Linked DNA regions of Homo sapiens: region 2 is linked to region 1. A link is an interaction called in ENCODE POLR2A ChIA-PET data of the cell type or tissue named here. Cell type or tissue: PC-3. All regions are shown on one strand. Links, peaks and the distances in the headings refer to the core of each region. The heading gives the core; the rest is flanking DNA.

The links. ChIA-PET counts read pairs that join two places held together with the same protein. Peaks named below come from ENCODE experiments on the same cell type or tissue, not always from the same donor. Only the 100,000 strongest peaks of a DNase experiment are listed, where the experiment ranks them.
Region 2: POLR2A ChIA-PET joins it to region 1 with 5 read pairs; 2 of 35 experiments call an interaction of 5 or more read pairs at or near these places.

Annotation. Positions count from the first base shown.
Region 1 is chr4:145,743,026-145,760,126 of GRCh38, reverse strand. ZNF827 (zinc finger protein 827) reads left to right here. Exons shown (of 15, transcript NM_001306215.2): 15 at 1-2,500. It also overlaps a transcript of C4orf51 not described here. Among named protein-coding and RNA genes, the nearest start is that of C4orf51, 71 kb to the right of the region's middle. In PC-3, for the core only: no CTCF peak of the experiment used is centred there; no DNase peak of the experiment used is centred there.
Region 2 is chr4:145,809,019-145,814,018 of GRCh38, reverse strand. All of the region lies in intron 8 of ZNF827 (zinc finger protein 827), which reads left to right. Among named protein-coding and RNA genes, the nearest start is that of ZNF827, 130 kb to the left of the region's middle. RefSeq lists an enhancer at 4,836-5,000. In PC-3, for the core only: a CTCF peak has its summit at 496; a DNase peak (open chromatin) is centred at 948; H3K27ac peaks cover 2,981 bases.

The DNA.
Region 1 (17,101 bases), core at 2,645-7,644:
CAGTGCTGCTGGAGATTTCCGCCAGAGCGCTGGAGACCTTGCGCTCAGATCTTCTCTGGTGATGAAGAGGCGAGGAATCAAGTGACTGATCTGGAAGAAATATCTCGCAGCACTGCAGCTAACATCACAGAACTTAAGTGTGTTTTGTGTGTGTGCCCACACGTAGACAAATGTGTACGGTGCACACACACAGTGCATCATTTTTTAAGGGCAGATTATATATATATATGAGATGTATTAATTCAGTGGTTACCATTTGTTTGCAGGAAAAAGAAATGTATGGGTGAAAAAATTTATGGTTGATAAATCCAGCCAAGGAGATTAAAAGGGGTTTGGATAAATTCTGGGTATAAATGCTCAGACTAAAAAAAAGAAATGGCAGTTTTGCACAGTGCTATGGTCTTGCACTAGTTTTTGTTTCTCATCTGAAAAAAAAAAAGTAAAATAAAAGGAAGAAAATGTACCTTTTTTATGGAATGAGTAGACTGTATGTTTGAAGATTTAGCCACAACCTCTTTGACATATAATGACGCAACAAAAAGGTGCTGTTTAGTCCTATGGTTCAGTTTATGCCCCTGACAAGTTTCCATTGTGTTTTGCCGATCTTCTGGCTAATCGTGGTATCCTCCATGTTATTAGTAATTCTGTATTCCATTTTGTTAACGCCTGGTAGATGTAACCTGCTAGGAGGCTAACTTTATACTTATTTAAAAGCTCTTATTTTGTGGTCATTAAAATGGCAATTTATGTGCAGCACTTTATTGCAGCAGGAAGCAGGTGTGGGTTGGTTGTAAAGCTCTTTGCTAATCTTAAAAAGTAATGGGTGATTTAAAAAGAAAAAAGGAAAAAAATCTTTGGCTGAATATGTTCATTGCTTGTATTTTTAAAACAACAGAATTTCCAGTATGAAACAGGCTGAAAGAGCAGGAAGAAATGTTCTTTGTATAATAATGGGAAGTTTGGAATATAAAAGTTTATATATTATTTATCTATTGGAGAACTGGTGTACAGGAGGAACATTTTCTTACTGTGTTGCTGTTTTCCATCATGTGTTATCCTAAGAGTTGGGGTTTTTTAAAATCTGTTTCACCAGGGGAAAATAAAAGCATCCCTAATGTTCTTCCTCTAGTCAGTTTGCTTTGCTGAAAGCTCCCTGGAAATTAGTACAGTTCTACAGGAAGCCAGAAGACTGTACTGTCTGTCCACACCATGGTCTCCTCAGTCCCCTCCACGCCAGCCCCTCTTCCCCACACCTAGTAGGTGTGCTACACCTCCCTTTGCCAGTCATCCCGCCATGGATGGGGAGCCTACTTGGTGCCCTGGCAAACCTGTTTACACTAAGGAGATGCCCACAGGGAGCGGGAAGCTCCCAAACCCTCAGTCATTCTCCAGCAGAGACCTTTGCTCTTGGCCAGGTTTGAAACGATGTTCAACCTCGCCACGTCAATGTCTCAGTAAAAGACACTATAGATAGTTATGGACAATACACTCCAAGAATACTGGGCTTATGGGTGGGTTGGTTTTTTGTTTTGTTTTGTTTTGTTTTCAAGTCATGTCTTTATCCCCATATAATGGAGAATGTGCCACTTGGCTAATAATGTGTTTTCAAAACTACAAGTTCAGTGATGACAGGAAAGAGGGCTAAAGTAGTCCCACAGAGGCTGGTAGAAAAGGCGAATCACACTTAAGCACCAGCAGGTTAAAAACCTGAAAGGGTGGCCCTGACAATTCAGACTATAGGTTTTACAGCATGCCACTTGTGCAATAGGAGGTCTAGGGTTGAAACTTTCAAGAACGAGAGGAGGTGAAGGAAGGAGACGTTTACTGCTCAAATGCCATGCATTTCACTGCTTGCCACTGAACTTGTATTTGAATGACTTAGTAATGCTTAATATAATTGGGCAACTTTTTTAGCACTTTGGAAAGAGTCATCAATCTTTCTGGTAAATTATAAAAGTTTTCTGAGTGAGAAAAGGTGTGTTTGGAGTTTGTTTGACTTTTTATATTATTATTGTTATTAATAAAGAAAAAAATCTACAGCATTTTTCAGACTCCACCCTAGAAAATATGTACCCCTGAATTTGGTTTGCAGTTTGATACTCAGGGAAGGATGTATTCCATAGATATCCTTTCCGTATAAAACACTAACATCTTTGAGAAATTCACCTACCAACTAACTTCAATTGTTGTCACTATGCATTCTTCAATGAAAACTAGCTTATTTTTCCATATAGTAATGCAGTTAGGGTTCTCAGCACTTTCTTTCTTCTATCCTTTTTTTAACTCTTCATATTATGTTCAGATGATCATACTGTCAAGGTTTGTGTACATTACTGAAAATTTGTATTGTATAAAGCTTTTTGCATTACGAGGCTGTACAGGGTCATTTTGACAGTAACTGGTATATTCCTTTGCATCTTATGTTGCATTGCCAATTTCTAGTGTATCCAGTTTGAAAGTATAATATACTCTAATTAAAAAAAAAAAAAGGTTGGCTATACTCTTGTTTCTTTTTCTTTTTTGGTTTGCCATCCTTGGCTGCTTGTTGGTCTCAGGGTTATGTCTTGCTTTGTTCTGTTTTTTACTTCTCTGTGTATTTTAATCAGATTTCAGAAGTGTCCACTCCTGGTTATAACTGTCACAAAATTCAAGTGTTGAACAGCGATGGTTATAATGCAAACTGTTATTATGTACATCATTAATGGCCATTAAGGTTGAGAGCATATCCATCATTCAGGACAGTGGCAGGCCAGCTCCTTCCTGAAATTACTTAGTGACATTTAAAAGTGTTTGCCAGCCCTATCCTCTCCTGCTTAACATCATTTCATTGACCCCATAGCCAAAGGGGGGAAAACAGATGAATAATTCCATTTATCTTAATGAAGTTGGGCAACTATGAGATTTTAATGAGTGGAAAAATGGTATGTTTTGCAAACTAAATAATAATCTATCCAAATGCAAGTAATAATAGTTCACCTTTCAAGGGAAGGTACCAGAGAAAGAAACTGAGACCAAAGACAGAGAGAGAAAGAAATGAAAAACACGCTAAGTTCAAACAATTTTTTAAAATCCATTTTGTTCTATCTATTTGAGACCTTTCCATGAATCTATGATGGTTGACAAAAATATATAAAGCAGCAGAAGAGACTGTTTTGCCTGGTTTGTAATTTGCATGCTTATAAATATAATGTCCTTTGCTTATTTCAAGCAATTGTGAACCACTTCACTCTAACATTTAAAAAGATCAAATTTACTTTTTTAAAAATGAGATAATGTAGGAGAAGCCACTTTGAAAATGGCCAGTCACTAATTAGACACTATTTTCTCTTTTATTTTTTCATCCAATAGCTATTTTTTAGGTGATTGAGTCAAATACGTTAATTTGATTCAAATACTAATTTTGTGTTGAGGTGGCTGGTGTTTATTGAAAATGTTAAAATAAGGCAGACTTCTTTGATTTTTGCTAGTGCTACAGGCAGGTGTGGCTTCTCATTTTGTGTACACATTCTTTTTTCCTTAAACTCCACAGCTACCTTACATTTTCCCTGAAGTTGAGAATAGCCAGCAATACAAAGAAAATAATCATCAGTTTAGTAATCATTTCCCCAGAAATGGGCCTTCAGTGACTTTGAGAAATGGTCTGGAAACAGAACTGTTCATGACAGAACAGACCACATCCTCTCTCATCTTGACTTCTCTGGAAAACATGGTGTGTGGACCCCGGCATCTCCAAGCCAGTCATGAGGCCTTTGATTGAATTTTAATCCAAGCACAATTAGATATTTCTCCTACTGTCATGCTACATAAATATAGTTTAAGCTAAGACTCAAAGCCATGTTTTCTATAATGTGTCCACTGCTGATGGATTGTTTGGGGGCCACCAATGAACCATGCCTGACCATTTAACTGAGCTGCCGCACCGGTCACAGGAGAGCAAGGAGAAATAGCAAACCATGGTGAGCACATATGTCCCCTTATCCACAGTCAGAAACACCACAGTAGAACCCCTGCCTGCCAAAGGTCATGTGGGGCTTGTGAACAATTTGAAGGGGAAGACACATCTCATTAGTCACCTCCATGCCTTCAGTCTGTGGGGACGAAGGAGAGCCAAGAGGTGCTTAGTGAGAGATGGAAGCGGGTAGCAGCTGAGTGATTTCATCAGTGCTTCCAGAAGACAGAGAATATAGAACTGGAACCCTTCCCAGCAGCAGCTTAGAACCTGTGAGCAAAATCACAAGATAAAAGGAGTCCCTTGGAGATTTAAGATTCATTCTAAGGAGCCATCTATCACAGATATTCAAGATACTCCAGCCAATATTCTTGCTTACATCATTCCCTCAGAATAGAAGAGTCCCACACAAAATGGGGTTTATTTTGGGAATAACTACAATTAACTAAGCAGGCAAATGCCTGTAAAACAGGCCCCAGGGTAAGTGAAGTGGGGTGACTCCCAGAAATTGGGGCACCCCGTTTTTCCCTGTACAACATCTGAAGGGTTATTTCTTAATCAAGGCCTCTTCTTCTTTATGAAGTAGTAGAGTTTCTGTTCATAATTCTTTCTTTGTAGTTGAATCTGTAAAACAGGAAAATTCAGATCCTGCTCACACTGATAGGAGGTGCAAAAGGGAAAAGAAAAACCAATTGCTATATTCCCCTGGAATTCCTTTCTCATACAGCTAAGTATTAGTTCATTAGTTCTTGGTTTTCAGTAGAATTATAAACCTGGAGCAGAGAATCTGCTTCAATTCACACTTCAAAATCATTTCCCCCTACACAATTCTTTATAGGTGGTTTTTTACCCTGTATAGTGAGAAAATTTGGATTACTTGGAGTCAGGCTACCTGAGTTACAAACCTGGCTCAGACACAAACTAGGGCTGTGATTAAGACATACCGTTAAGCATCTTATGAAAAGAGGCGCTGAACTAAATGATCTCTAAGGCCCCTTCCCACTCTAATATAACATATAATCAACTATGATTCTACAACTTGTTGTAAACAAGAAAAAGTCAGCCTTTTGAAAGAGATGGTTGCAAGGCAGAATCCTTGTAAGGCAGTTACAGCAAAAATGGCACCTCAATATTTTCAAGTCACAACAGGCTCAGTGAAGGGAAAAGAATGACTAAAAAGATTTTTCTGCTCACTTCAAAGGTTGGGAGATCTAAAGTTTTTCTCTTCTTTTTTCTTTCTTGAAACAGAGTCTCAATTCTGTTTCCCAGGCTGGAGTACAGTGGCATGATCTCGGCTCACTGCAACCTCCACCTCCCAGGTTCAAGCAATTCTCCTGCCTCAGCCTCCCGAGTAGCTGGGATTACAGATGCATGCCACCATATCCAGCTAATTTTTATATTTTTTAGTAGAGACGCAGTTTCACCATGTTGGCCAGGCCAGTCTTGAACTCCTGACCTCAAGTGATACTCCTGCCTTGGCCTCCTAAAGTGCTGGGATTACAGGCGCGAGCCACTGCGCCCGGCTTAAAGTTTTCCTTGTCTGGTTAGAGCTAACTCTCCATGCTTGGAATGCCTGCAGTCGTCTTGAGGGTGGCTTAAACATATTTTACTGAACTGTTTGATCTGGTTTGATGAGTTAGGGGTTTGCCAGATGGATAGAGAGGCTTTGCCCTGCCCACTTTCATCTCTCCAACTCTGCTCCCTCCATTTCCCATCCCAATTGCTTCCAGCCTCCTCAAAGTCACCAGTGCCACTGTGACCACTGAGCTCTGACAACCACTTTTCATATGTTTTCTGTAGAAGAGTAAATGGTTTCTTATAGCAGGTATAATGAAACATTTTATTTAGTTTTAACATAATGAAAGAATACACTAAATATTGAGGTGGCAAAGAAGCCCTGGGCAGGCAGCAAGAGCGACTTGGTGAAGCCAAGAGGAGGTCCTGTCAATGACATCTGACCCGAGCTGGTTGCTACAACAAAAGGTAGAATAAGGTGAGTCTGTGAGATGGGGAACAAGTGGTATCCAATACAATGATCATATTTGGTGTGAATGTTGCCATGTCTTTAGCCTCCAGGTCAATGTTGGTTACCCATCCACCCTGCTGGGTTAACTCAGCGCACTTCCCCTCCACTCCTGGCCCCCTACTCTTGAGAAGGACTGATGGTCTTGGGCAGAGCCAAGGACAGCACTGTGTCATGATGCTAAGAAATGGAGGAGTTGGCACATTAAGAGGCAGGCAAAGCCTTCTCATTCATGTAGCAGGGCCTCTTTAGAGTCCTCCCATATTGGGGGTGTGTTATTTCTCTGATGGGATGTAGCTCTTCTAGGACTTTTTAGGGAGAAGCCACTGGAGAGGGTTGTGCACTGCCTTCCACCATAGCCTCTTTGACCTAGGAAAGCCATATGAGAGCCAAAACAGGGCTGATAGGGACAAGTTACCACCCAGGCCTCTGCAGGCAGCCTCAAGCCCAAGCAAAAGGCATCCCAGTGGCTCTCTTAGGTCCAAACTCACCATGAAAGGGGTTGTGAGCCATACTCCAACTAGGAATAAAAAGATTACATTTGTCTGACATCTTCTCTGTGCATATAACTCCCCCAGGAATATGGGGCTGGACAAGGAGTAGGTGCACTCATAACAGATAATTGAAAATTAAAATATTCAGCATAGGGGTTTTCTCTGTTTCTTCCCATCTTTGACACACAACTAGCAGTTGTATTATTAATGGAAGATTGGGATAAAGATGGACTGATGGATAGGATGGCCACATGGATACATAGAATGTATATATAAAGAATGCATAGGTACATACATAATAAAGATAGAAACATAATAAATATGTATGTGTGGGACCACCCAGAAGGAAGGTCATCAATTTTATTATTCTAGGATTCATATTAAAAGACAATATTTTTCAAGGGTGGAGCAAGCTGGTCGAATAGAAGCATTCACCAATCGTCCTCTTTTTCCCCCACCAGAAACACCAAATTTAACAACTACACACACACACACACACACACACACACACACACACACAAAACCTTCATAAAGACCAAAAATCAGGTGAGCAATCACAGCACCTGGTTTTAACTTCATATTACTGAAAAAGGCACTGAAGAGGGTAGAAAAGACAGTCTTAAATTGCCAAGACCATCCCTCCCCAGCCCCCAGCAGCGGCCACGTGGCACGCAGGATCTGTGTACTTGGGGGAGTGAGAGCACAGCGATTGTGGGACCCTGCACTGACCTCAGTGCTGCCTTGTTACAGTGGAAAACAAAACTAGGCTGAACTCAACAGATGCCCACTCATGCTGGCAGCATTTAGAACAGCCCTAGCCAGAGGGGAATTGCCTATCCAAGTGGTCGGAACTTGAGTTCAGGCAAGACACACCATTGTGAGCTAAAGCGCTCAGAAATCCTAAATAAACTCAAAAGGCAGCTTAGGCCACAAGAATGGCAAGTCTTAGTGCTGTGCTGGACTTGAAACCAGTGAACTTAGAGGGTATACGACCTACTGAGACACCAGCCAGGGCAGCTAAGGGAGTGCCCATGCCAACCCTCCACCAACCCCAGGCAGTACAGCTTACAGCTCCAAAATGGACCACTTCCTTCCATTTGAGCAGAGAAAAGGGAAGAGAAATGAGGGCTTTGTCTTGTAACTTGGATAACAGTTCAGCCACAGTAGCACAGGGCACTGGGCAGAGTCATAAGGCGCCGATTCCAGGCCCTAGCTCACGGACGTTTCTAGACACATCCTGGGCCAGAAAGAAATTGCTGCCTTGAAGAGAGGGAGCCATTCCTGGCAACATTCATCACCTGCTGACTAAAGATCCCTTGGGTCCTGCATAACCAGCAGCGATACCCAGATAGTACATCAAGAACTTTGGGTGAGACTGAGATTTGCTGGCTTCAGATAAGACCCAGAACATTCTGAGCTGTGGTGCCTACTGTGAGAGATTCCTTCTGCTTGAGATAAGCAGAGGGAAAAACAAAAGGGGACTTTGTCTTGAACCTTAGGTACCAGCTTGACCACAGTGGGGTAGAGCACCAAGCAGGCTCTTGAGGTTCCTGATTCTAGACATTGGCTCATGGACAGCATTTCTGGACCTGCCCTGGGCCAAAGGGGAGCCCACTGCCCTGACAGGTGAGTCCCAGGCCAGGCAGCATTCACCACAAGCTGACTGAAGAGCCCTTGGGCCTTAAGGGAACATCAGCAGTCACCTGGCGGTACCCACCATATTGTGGGCACGTGATGGTAGTGGTGGCTATGGAGAGAGGCACCCCTGCCTGTGCAAAGGGAAAGGAAAAGTGGGAAGGACTTTGTTTTGTGGCTTGAGCACCAGCTTAGCCACAGTAGAAGAGAGCATGAGGCAGATTTCTAAAGTTTTTGACTCCAGGCCCTGACTCCTGAAGAGCATCTCTGGGCCTGCCTGGGTCCTGGGGGAACTCACTGACCTGAAAGGAAGGACATAAGCCTGGCTAGCTTCACTTGATGATCGTACAGCCCTAGGGCCCTGAGCAAACATAAGTACATAAGTAGAGCCAGGCAGTAGTTACAGTAGGCCTTTGGCAAGACCCAGTGCTGTGCTGGCTTCAGGTCTGACCCAGTGTAGTCCCAGTGGTAGTGCGATGGGTTGCTTATGTCACTCTATCCCCAGTTCCAGGCAGCTCAGAACACACACAGAGACTCTGTTTGGGAGAAAGTAAGGGAAGAAGACAAAAGTATTTACCTGGTAATCCAGAGAATTCTTCTGGATCTTATCCAAGATCACCAAGGCGGTACCTCTACCTCCTGCAAGAACCATAGCATTATTGGGCTGGAGGAGTCCCGTAATGCAGATACAAATTAGATCACAACACTCAAGTCCCTTCAAAGAATTGGAAAGCCTTTCAAAGAAGGATAGGTACAAACAAGCCCAGACTACAAAGACTAAAATAAATACCTAACTCTTCAATGCCTAGACATTGTTGAACATCCTCAAGCATCAAGATCATCCAGGAAAACATGACCGCACCAAATGAACTAAGTAAGGCACCAAGATCAATCCTGGAGCAACAGAGATAAGTGACCTTGAAGGCAAAGAATTCAACATAGTTGTTTTGAGGAAACTCAGAGAAATTCAAGATAACACAGAGAAGGAAATCAGAATTCTGTCAGACAAATTTAGCAAAGATGGAAATAAAAAGAATCAAGCAGAAATTCTGGAGCTGAAAAATGTGATTGACATACTAAAGAATGCAACGGAATCTCTTAACAGCAGAATTGATCAAGCAGAAGGAATTGTTGACCTTGAAGACAGGGTATTTGAAAATACATAGTCAGAGGAGATAAAATAAAAAAGAATTAAAAAGAATTAAACATTCCTACAAGATCTAGAAAAAAAGCCTCACAAGGGCAAATCTAAGAGTTATTGGCCTTAAAGAAGAAGTAGAGAAATAGATAGGGGTAGAAAGTTTATTCAAAGGGAAAATAACACAGAACTTCCCAAACCTAGAGAAAGATACCAACATTCAAGTACAAGAAGGTTATAGAACACCAAGTGAACTTAATCCAAAGAAGACTACCTCAACGCATTTAAAAATCAAACTCCCAAAGGTCAAAGATAAAGAATGGATCCTAAAAGCAGCAAGAGAAAAGAAACAAGTAACATACAATGGAGCTCCAATATGTTTGGCAGCAGACTTTTCAGTGGAAACCTTACAGCCCAAGAGAGAGTGGCATGACATATTTAAAGAGCTAAAGGAAAAAAAAAAAAAAAAAAAAAACTTTTACCCTAGAATAGTGTATCTGGTGAAAATATCCTTCAAACATGAAGGAGAAATAAAGATTTTTCCCAGAAAAAAGCTGAGGGACTTTATCAACAATGGAACTGTCCTACAAGAAATGCTAAAGGGAGTTCTTTAATCAGGAAAAAAAGGATGTTAATGAGCAATAAAAAAAATCATCTGAAGGTACAAAACTCACTGGTAATGTAAATACACAGAAAAAAAACAGCATATTATAACTCTGTAACTGATATGTAAACTATTCTCATATTAAATAGACTAAAAGATGAACCAATTAAAAATAATAACTACAACAACTTTTCAAGACATAGATAATATAGAAGATAAATAGAAACAACAAAAAGTTAAAAAGTGGGAGATGAAGGTAAAGTGTAGAGTCTTTATTAGTTTTCTGTTTGCTTGTTTGATTTTTTAGGCTAACAGTGTTAAGTTGTTACCAGTTTAAAATAATGGGTGATGGACGGGCACGGTGGCTCATGTCTGTAATCCCAGCACTTTGGGAGGCCGAGGCGGGCAGATCATGAGGTCAGGAGATCGAGACCATCCTGGCTAACACAGTGAAACCCCGTCTCTACTAAAAATAACAAAAAATTAGCTGGGTGTGGTGGTGGACACCTGTAGTTCCAGCTACTCGGGAGGCTGAGGCAGGAGAATGGTGTGAACCCGGGAGTTGGAGGTTGCAGTGAGCGAGATTGCACCACTGCACTCCAGCCTGGGCAACAGAGTGAGACTCTGTCTCAAAAAAATAAAAATAAAAAAATGGGTGATAAGATAGTATTTACAAATCTCATAGTAACTTCAAACCAAAAAACATATAACAGATACACAAAAAATAAAAAGTAAGAAACTAAATCATATCACCAGTGAAAAATCACCTTCACTAAAACGAAGACAGGAATGAAAAAAAAAGAAGGAAGACCACAAAACAACCAGAAAACAAACAACAAAATGACAGGAATAAATCCTCACTTGTCTATAATAACACTGAATGTAAATGGACTAAGCTTTCCGATTAAAAGACATAGAGCAGCTGAATAGATTTTAAAACAGACAAATGAAAAAACAAGACCCAATGATCTGTTGCCTGCAAGAAATACACTTCACCTATGAAGACAAGCATAGACTGAAAATAAAGGGTGGAAAAAGATATTTCATGCTAATGAAAACCAAAAAAGAGCAGGAGTAATTATAATTATATCAGACAAAATAGTTTTCAAAAATTATAAGAAGAGACAAAGAGGGTCACTATATAATGATAAAGGGGTCAATTCAGCAAGAGGATATAACAATTTGAAATATATATACATATATATATATATATATATACACACACACACACATTGGAGCATCCAGGTATATAATGCAAATATTATTAGAGCTAAAGAGAGACATCGACCCCAATACAATAATAGCTGGAGACTTCAACATCCCACCTTCAGCGTTGGATATATCTTCCAGACAGAAAATTAACAACTAAACATTGAACTTAATCTGCACTATTGACCAAATGGACCTAATCGATATTTATAGAACATTATATCCAATGGCTATAGAAAACACATTCTTCTCCTCAGTACATGAATCATTCTGAAGGATAGACCATATGTTAGTTCATGAAACAAACACATATAAATTTAAATAAAATCAAGCATCTCCTCTAACCACATTGGAATAAAACTAGAAATCAATAATGAGGAATTTTGGAAACTATACAAATACATAGAAATCAAACAATATGTTTCTGAATGGTCGGTGCGTCAATGAAGAAATTAAGAAGAACGTTGAAAAATGTCTTGAAACAAATGATAATTGGAACACATCATACCAAAACCTATGGGATACAGCAAAAGCAGGGAAGTTTATAACTATAAGTGCCTGCATCAAAAAAGAAGAAAAACTTCAAGTAAATAACCAAATGATGTATATTAAAGAACTACAAAAGCAAGAGCAAACTAAACCCAAAATTTGAAGAAGAAAAGAAATAAGGATTAGAGCAGAAATACATGAAATTGAAATGAAGAAAACAATACAAAAGATCAATGAAATTAAAAGTTGGTTTTCTGAAAAGCTAAACAAATTTGACAAACCTTTAACCAGACTAGCTAAGAAAAAAAGAGAGGTGATCCAAATAAATAAAAGCAGAGTTGAAAAAGGAAACATTACTACTAATACTGCAGAAATTCAAAGGCTCATTAGTTGCTATTATGAGCAACTAGATACCCGTAAATTGGAAAATCCAGAAGAAATGGATAAAGTTCTAGATGCATACAACCTATCAAGATTGAACCATGTAGAAACCCAGTTACTTGAACCAATAACTTGAATGTTATTTGACTAGTAACATGTAACGAGATCAAAGTGGTAATAAAAAGTCCCACAGCAAAAAAAAGCCTGAGACATGATGGCTTCACTGCTGAATTCTACCAAACATTTAAGAAGTAATACCAATCCTACTCAAACTATTCTGAAACAGAGAGAAGGGGATACTTCTAAATTCATTCTAAGAGGTCAGTATTACACTGATACCAAAACGAGACAAAGGCATGAAAGAAAGAAAAACAAGAAAGAAGGAGGGAGGGAGGGTGGCAAGGAAGGAAGGAGGGAAGGAAGCAAAAGGAAAAGAGAGAGGAAGGAAGGAAGGAAGGAAAAGAAAAAGAGAAAGAGAGAGAGGAAGGAAGGAAGGAAAGAAGGAAGGAAGGAAGGGAGGGAGGGAGGGAAAGAAGCGGGGAGGAAGGGAGACTAAAGATCAATGTCACTGATATTGATGAAAAAATCTTCAACAAAACACTAGCAAACTGAATTTAATGACACATTAAAAGGATTATTCATCATTACCAAGTGGGATTTATCTCAGGAATGTAAACGTGGCTCAACATATGCAAATCAATCAATGTAATATATCATATCAACAGAATAGAAGACAAAAACCATATGATCATTTTGATTAATGCGGAAAAAGCATTGTTAAAATTCAACACCACTTCATGATAAAAAAAAAAAACCTCAAAAAACTGGGCACAGAAGGAATACTCCTCAACATAATTAGAGCCATATATGACAGATCCACAGCTAGTATCATACTGAATGGGGAAAAACTGAAAGCTTTTCCTCTAAGATATGGAACACAACAAAGATGCCTACTTTTACCACTGTTATTCAACATAGTACTGGAAGCCATAGCTAGAGCAATCAGACAAGAGAAAGACAGGGCATCCAAATTGGAAAGAAAGAAGTTAAATTATCCTTGTTTGCAGATGATAGGACCTTATATTTTAAAAAACCTAGACTCCACCAAAAAACTATTAGAACTGATAAATTCAGTAAAGCTGCAGAATACAAAATCAACGTACAAAAATCAGTAGCATTTCTATATGCCAACAGCAAACAGTCTGAAAAAGAAATTTAAAAAGGGATCCCATTTACAATAGCTACAAATAAAATGATACCTAGAAATTAATCAAAGAAGTGAAAGATCTCTACAATGAAAATTATAAAACCTTAATGCAAGAAATTGAAGAGGACACAAAAAAGAAAGGTATTCCATGTTTGTGGATTGCAAGAATCAATATTGTTAAAATGTCCATACTACCCACAGCAATGTACAGATTCAATGCAATCCTTACCAAAATACCAACAGCACTCTTCAAAGAAATAGAAAAAAAAAATTCTAAAGTGTATATAGAACCACAAAAGACCCAGAATAGCCAAAGCTATCCTGAACAATAAAAACAAAACTAGAGGAATTACATTATGTGACTTCAAATTACACTACATGGCTGTAGTAATCAAAACAGCATGGTACTGGCATAAAAACAGACCTACAGACCAATGGAACAAAATAGAGAACCAGAAACATGTCCAGGCATCTACAGTGAGCTCATTTTGACAAAGGTGCCAAGAACATACCTTGGGGGGAAAGATGGTCTCTACAATAAATGGCACTGGGAAAACTAGATATCCATATGCAGAAGAATAAAACTAGACCCTTATTTCTCACTATATACAAAAATCAAATAAAAATGGATTAAAGACTAGTATCTAAGATCTCAAAATATGAAACTAAAAGAAAACATTGGGAAAACTCTCCAAGACACTGGAGCGGGCAAAGATTTCTTGAGTTATACCCCACAAGCACAGGCAACTAAAACAAATATGGGCAAATGGGATCACATCAAGTTAAAAGCTTCTCCACACCAAAGGAAACAAACAAAGTGAAGAGATAACCCACAGAATGGGAGAAAACATTTGCAAACTACCCATCTGACAAGGGATTAGTAATCAGAATATATAAGGAGTTCAAACAACTCCATAGAAAAAAAATTATAATAATCTGATTTTAAAATGGGCAAAAGATTTGAATACATATTTCTCAAAAGAAGACATACAAATGGCAAACAGGTTTATGAAAAAGTGATCACTGATCATCAGAGAAATGCAAACCAAAACTACAATGAGATATCATCTCGCCCAAGTTAAAATGGCTTTTATCCAAAAGACAGGCAACAACAAATGCTGGTGAGGATGTAGAGAAAAGGGAACCCTAGTACACTGTTGGTGGGAATGTAAATTAGTACAACCACTATGGAGAACAGTTTGGAGGTTCCTCAAAAAACTAAAAATAGAGCCACCATATGATCCAGCAATTTCACTGCTAGGTATATACCCAAAGGAAAAGAAATCAGTATATTGAAGAGGTATCAGCACTTCCATATTTCTCACGCCACTGTTCACAATAGCCAAGATTTGGAAGCAACCTAAGTGTCCATCAACAGATGAAAGGATAAAGAAAATGTGGTAAATATACACAATGGAGTACTATTCAGCTATAAAGAAGAATGAGATCCAATCATTTGCAACAGCATAGATGGAACTGGAGATTGTTATGTTAAGTGAAATAAGCTGGACATAGACAAATTTGACATGTTCTTACATATTTGTGGGATCTAAAAGTTAAAACAATTGAACTCATGGAGATGGAGAGTAGAAGAATGATTACCAGAGTCTGGGAAGGGTTCTAGGGGGTTAGGGGGAAGTGGGAATGGCTAATGGGTACCAAAAAAAAAAAAAAAAATGAATGAATAAGACCTAGTATTTGATACCACAACAGTGTGTCTTATAGTCGATGATAATCTAATTGTACATTTTATAATAACTAAAAGAGAATAATTGGATTGTTTGCAACACAAAGGATACATGCTTGGGTGATGGATACCCCATTTACCCTGACGTGATTGTTATGCATTGCATGCTGCATCAAATTATCTCATCTACCCCATAAGTATATATACCTACTATGTACCCATTAAAATAATTGTTTAAAGACAAAATTTTTCATTTTTTCTTTGTTCTATTTAATATAAAAACAGATTGATGAAAATGTATGAAAAGAAAAACTAAGGGTCAAAGATATCTTATTAATCAGAATGAATACCTCCTTGCTCACCTTTTCTACAATTAAATAAATGGGCATAGCAATAGATTATCACCATAGATCATCACCATACTATTCGTCAAGGTCCCATCTCTCTTTTTTTTTTTTGAGACAGAGTTTCAATCTGTTGCCCAGGCTGGAGTACAGTGGCGCTATCTTGGCTCACTGCAAGCTCCGCCCACTGGGTTCACGCCATTCTCTTGCCTCAGCCTCCCGAGTAGCTGGGAATACAGGCGCCTGCCACTACACCTGGCTAATTTTTTGTAGAATTACTAATTTTTTTTTGTAGAATTGCTAATTTTTTGTAGAGACGGGGTTTTACCGTGTTAGCCAGGATGGTCTCGATCTCCTGACCTCGTGATCCACCCGCCTTGGCCTCCCAAAGTGCTGGGATTAGAGGTGTGAGCCACCGCGCCCAGCCAAGGTCCCATCTCTTTATGGCATCAGACAATAGACATAGTAGCAGCAATAGTGAAATATTCAAGAGTTGGGGTTACAATTAAATGGGCAGAGTAATAATTTCCTGCCGAAGGACTTAACAATTTGGTTTATCTGCCTGTGGATAAGAAGCTAAATGTGTACACGAATGATTTTGTATCACAGGATCCTTTGTTTAAATATAAGCCCTTCACATTACCCATAATCCATTGCCACCCTCATCATTATTCCCTATCCCTTTTCTTCAGAGCCCAAAGTTTCCATCCCAGTTGAACATATTCTAAAGCAAGTCCCAGCCTACCTTACCAACCATTTCTCCCCCCAAGATTCCCCCTCCACGCTAACCATGATCAATGTCTCCCTCTCTTTTTCATTTATTATTTAATGAGCAACAAATATATGGAAAATCGTGTGTTGGCAGCTGATAAGGAATGGAAATAAATAAGATACATTTCCCAGCTTTAAGGAGTTTACTAACCAATAGAAGAAATGCGTGTTTGAGCATATGCATTATAATACAAGGAAAAATACACATAAATTGCTGTGAAAATATTGAATAAAGAATGACAGATTCTAACTGTGGTGGGAGGAGGCATTATGGAGGATGTAGCATGCAAGCTGCAATCTAAAGAATGAGTGGGATTTCCATACACAGAAAAATTGGGGAGGGCATTCCAGATTGAGAGAACAGCTTGAGCAAAGGCAAGAAGGTGAGAAATTGCTTGGTGGATTCTGTTGTGCTAGAAGATTACAATGAAACCAAACAAAGACAGCTTGTGTAGGGCTTCAAATCCCTGTCAAGGAGACTGAATGCCTAAACTACTCTGTAGTTAGTAAGAGCTAACAAAAAATTTTGAGGCGAATGGCATGAATTAGATCTGCATTTTAGGAAGATAATTCTAGCAGCACTAAGAAAGTCCTATGGTTTGAATCTCCCAAAGTTCATGTGTTGAAAACTTAATCCCTAATGTAGCTGTGTTGAGAGACAGTACCTTGAAGAGGTGATTAGCTCATGTGGTCTTTGCCCTCAGAAATGGATTAATGCCGTTATCACAGGCATGGCTTTGTTATCTCAGGAGCAGGATCTTCATAAAAAGATGAGTTAAGCCCGCTTCCCCTTCTGTCTCTCATGTGTTCTCTTGCCCTCCCACCTTCTGCCATGGGATGATGCAGCAAGAAAGCCTTCACAAGATGCTGGCCCCTTGATCTTAGACTTTCCCACCTTTAGAACCATGAGCCAAATAAGTTTCTGTTTATTATAAATGATATAGTCTCGGGTATTTTGTTACAGCAACACAAAACAGACTAAGACAGAAGGGAAGACTCAAAAGGCAAAAAAGACAGAGATGAGGTATGTTCCAAATGTCCTAAACTGAAGTCATCATCTTCTCCCTTAAATCTGACCCTTACCATGTATTTCTTACTCCAGTAAGGGCACACCTATCCTCCAACTTACCTAACCTATAAAACTTGGGGTCAGCTTTGTCCCCTTCTAGC
Region 2 (5,000 bases), core at 1-5,000, 57 kb before region 1:
AGGGACATGAGGAACAACACTATCTGCTGCACCATCTTTCATTATTACCTCTTCTTCACCCTCCACTTCCATTCAGTTACCATGTCCTTCTACATCGATCCCTCCTCCTAGATCTCTCCTAACCCTAACTGCAGTAACTTTTATTCTAGTCTTCATCACTAGTTCTCTGGATTACAGTGGCCTCTGGCTGGTCTTCCTGTCTCCAGTGTCACCCCCTCAAATCCCTGCTGTCCATCCTGCAGTCCGACTATCTTTCTAGACTGCAGATCTCATCAGGCCACTGCCGGCAAGGGGGGCTTCCTGTTGTCATCAGGATAAAATCTAAACTTTGACTGATGCACATGCACTCGTAAGACTGATTATAATACGGGTCTGTTTTTGCCACAGGTTAAAATGGATCCACTTGCAAAAATAAAATGTACAATAAAGCCTTTTATAAATAGAATTGGTCTCTACCTAATGCGGTGCTCACACTGCATTAGTCCCCACTCATCCTCAGGGGATACATTCCCGGACCCCTAGTGGAGGCCTGAAAACACAGATGGTACCAAACCCTGGAAATACTATGTTTTTTCTTATACACACATACCTATGATAAAGTTTAATTTATAAATTAGGCACAGCAAGAGATTAACAATAATAATGAAATAGAACAATTTAATAACAACATACTATAATAAAAGTTATGTGAATGTGGTCCTTCTCTCAAAAGATCTTCTTGCACTATACTCACTCTTCCCGTGCTGATGTGAGATGATGAAATGTCTACATGATGAGATGAAGTGAGGTGAATGACAGCTGCTGTGACGTACTGTGAGGCTGCTACTGACCTTCTGACACTGTGTCAGAAGAAGGATCATCTGCTTTTGGTGATCCTGGATCGTGGAGCCATGATAATGTTGATAGATGTCAGGAGCAGAGGATGTCAGTGACTAATGGGCGTTTAATGGAATGCCGGACAAAGGGGTGACTCACGTCCCAGGTAGGACAGAATGGGATGGCAAGAGATTTCATCAACTTAGAACAACACGCAATTTTTTTTAACTTATGAAATGTTTATTTGTGGAATTTTCCATTTAATATTTTCACACCGCAGTTGACCGTGGGTAATGGAAATCTTAGAAAGCAAAACCACAGAGGAGGGGACGACTGTCCCATGAAGTAACTCTCCTTTTAGAATAAAATGGTTTAGGTCAGGCGTGGTGGCTCACACCTGTAATCCGAGCACTTTGGGAGGCCGAGGAGGATGGATCACCTGAGGTCAGGAGTTTGAGACCAGCCTGACCAATGCAGTGAAACCCCATCTCCACTAAAAATACAAAAGTTAGCTGGGCGTGTTGGCGTGCGCCTGTAGTCCCACCTACCCAGGAGGCTGAGACAGGAAAATCTCTTGAACCCAGGCGGCAGAGGCTGCAGTGAGCCTAGATCACGCCACTGCACTCCAGCCTGGGTGACAGAGCGAGACACCATCTCAAAAAATAAATAAATAAATAAATAAATAAATAAATAAATAAATAAATATAAAATGGTTTACCTTGACAGTAGAAAGACTGCAGGGCTATATTCGTTTTTTCACCTTAGATGCCGAGCTGATTGCCAACCACTAAAGAAACGTTAAGGCATTTCTGGAAGCAGAGAGTGGGAGATGGAGGCACAAGAAGACTTTAGATGGTTTGATGTGAGAGTCCAATACTCAACATGAAAACTGAAGACTGATTTTCTCATGTGATAATAAATCTCCCAGTCATAAAAATTCCCTCTGTCATTAGTCTCATATTAAAAAGCTTGGAGTTGGTCTGGTGCAGTGGCTCACGCCTGTAATTCCAGTACTTTGGGAGGCCAAGGCAGGCGGATCACCTGAGGTCAGGGTTTAAAGACCAGCCTGACCAACATGGTGGGATCCTGTCTCTACTAAAAAAAAAAAAAAAATGCAAAAAGTAACCAGGTGCAGTGGCACACACCTGTAGTCCCAACTACCTGGGAGGCTGAGGCAGGAGAATCGCTTGAACCCAGGAGGTGGAGGTTGCAGTGAGCTCAGACTGTGCCACTGCACTCCAGCCTGGGTGACAGAGTGAGAGTCCGTCTCAGAAAAAAAAAAGCTTGGAGTTAGTTCAAGTAGAATTTTTTTCCCATCTCTGAGCTAACAGATGTTTTAAAGAACCTTTTTTATCAAATGAGCTTCTTTTCAAGTATAAATTATTTTAGCGATGGCCAGTTTTATATTTTGATCCCAATCAGGCAAAAGTTCACATTGGAGTCTCTCATCAATACTTATGGTAAACTGTGTATGAGACAGATTTAAATTCAGGCCTAAATCACTAAGGAGTTTGGGCAGCCCATGAAAAGGATATATCTGTATTTCTTTTAAATGATTAAAAAATTGTGCGTGGTTTTTCCCTCTTGCTTGGGAAACATGTCCCACAAATCTCCTGGCACTTCCAAGGTCTTGCACATGAAGAGAGAAACAACATTCTACAGCTGTCAAGCTGCACACCTCCCTAGTTGTAGACCTCCTCACCCCTACGAGAAACAACAGAGACAGACCTTACATTTGGAAATCACCACATGTACATAGCCATTTCTGTCCTTAGCTTCCTACACTCTCAAGTGCTTTTGCATTCCATCTCCCAATCTCCTTCTCTGTGTCTACTGTGAGCCATGGTGAGGCTTACATAATGTAATACTTACATGAAATACTCTATTAAAAATATAAACCAGAAATGAGGGGCCAGGCGCAGTGGCTCACGTATAATCCTGGCACTTTGGGAGGCGAGGCAGGCCAAACATTTGAGGCCAGGAGTTTGAGACTAGCCTGACCAACATGGTGAAACCCCGTCTCTACAAAACAAACAAACAAAAATTAGCCAGGCATGGTGGTGCATGCCTGTAATCCCAGCTACTCAGGAGGCTGAGGTACGAGAATCACTTGAACCCAGGAGGCGGAGGTTGCAGTGAGCCAGGATTGTGCCACTGCACTCCAGCCTGGGCAACAGAGTGAAACCCTGACTCAAAAAAAAAAAAAAAAGCGAAATGAGTTCTCTTGGTTGCAGAGAAGTATAACACTCCATGTTAGTTTGTGAGCTGGACGTCAATGTCTCGTTCTAGGAATTTAATCTACAAATAGACTTGAACAAGTAACTTTAAGGGATATGGACAAAAATACACTTTGCAGCATAAAGACCTGAAAACAAACTAAATGCACATAGGTAGGAAACCATTTTCAATAAACCATGAATATTCAGTGGGAAACTCCACAGCCATTAAAAAAGAATGAAGGAGATCTGTAGGAATCTCTTTGAAAAAATGCCCAAGACATATTGTTAGATAAAAAAAGGAAACACTGGCTGCTGACAACATGCGTGACATGATCCCATTATGTTTTAAAAAAGAGGCAGTACATTTATGTGTACATAATAGCTTGTATATGCATGGATAATTTCTTAAACTGTGACTGGTGATTACCACTGACAAGTGGAAAGGACAGGGATTGGGAGAAGGGGACAGTAGTGAGAGGCATTCTTTTATTTTTGAGTTTATATCCTTTGTTCTATTTTTTTCATCAATTTACATTACACTTATAATTTCTAAAAGTTAAAAAAGTAAAGTGGGAAACCATTGTGTTCAAGTCACTTTTTTTTTTTAGAATTGGCCTTTACTCATATAATAATTTGGAGCCATAATGAATAATCTCTAGATCAAGTAAACTGCTAAAAATATAAAGCAATAATTCCTAGCCGTCTTCCTTCAGTAAGCTCCCCTAACCAGAAGCCAGAGTTAAATGAGTTTTTCATACAGTTTGTGAAACTATAAAGCAGGTTACAAATCCACATGAATGGTATGATTCCATGATTTGTAAAACGGTGGGCATGCAGGAAAAAAAGAGCAGAAAGAATAAATCTAGAAATGTTAGCTTTTCCTCAGTTTAGTTGGCATGTCAAGTAATTTATACTTATATTTTATGAATTTCCATTTTTATAAGAAGTATATGTTACTTTCATAATCATGTAATTGCCTGATGGGTCCTTCCTGCCTGCTGCACAGACAAAACCAATTCACTGAGACCCTGTTATTGCAGTAAAGAGTTTAATTAATGCAGGGCAGCCTAGCAGGAGGACTGGAGTTATCACTCAGATGAGTCTCCCCAGGAACTCAGAGCCCAGGTTTTTTATGGATAATTTGGTGGGCAGGGGGCTAGGGAATGGGTGCTGCTGATTGGTTGGAGATGAAATCATAGGGGTATAGAAAATGGTCCTCATGTGCTGAGTCCACCTCTGGATGGGGGCCACAGGACTGGTTGAGTCATGGGTCTGGGTGGGGTCAGTCAGTTGCCAGAATGCTGTCTGAAAAACATCTCAAAAGACCAATCTTAGATGCTACAATAGTGATGTTATCTATAGAAGCAACTGGGGAAGACACATCTTGTGACCTCTGGCCACGTGACTCCTGAGCAGTAAGGGATTATAGAAACTACACCTTCATTTTAGAATTCAGACCCTTCTCATAATCCTAGTCTTGTGGACTTTTATTAGTTTTCAGTCTGTGAGCCAGAAGGGCATTAGTTTTAGGGAGGGACTATTATCATCATTGTTTCAAAGTTAAATTATAAACTAAATTCTCCCCATGGTTAGCCTGCCCTAGGCCCAGGAAAAAGCAAAGGCAGCCAGTCTGTGAGGCCAGAAGCAAGAATGGAGTCAGCCATGCTGGACTTCTCTCACTGTCATCATCTTTGCAAAGGTGGTTTCAATCAGAAAACACCAATAAGTTAGTTTCATTTTGAACAAAGGAGAAAATATCTTTTCATACTATTCTCATACTGAATGCTTGACACCAACTCTCTCTGGAAGTTTCTATCATGAGGATATTCCTGGAGCTTTGGACAAAATCCACTTTGGCAGAACCACATTTAAATATGACGCTAGGCTGGGCACAGTGGCTCACACTTGTAATCCCAATGCTTTGGGAAGCCAAGGCAGGAGGATTGTTTGAGGCCAGGAGTTCAA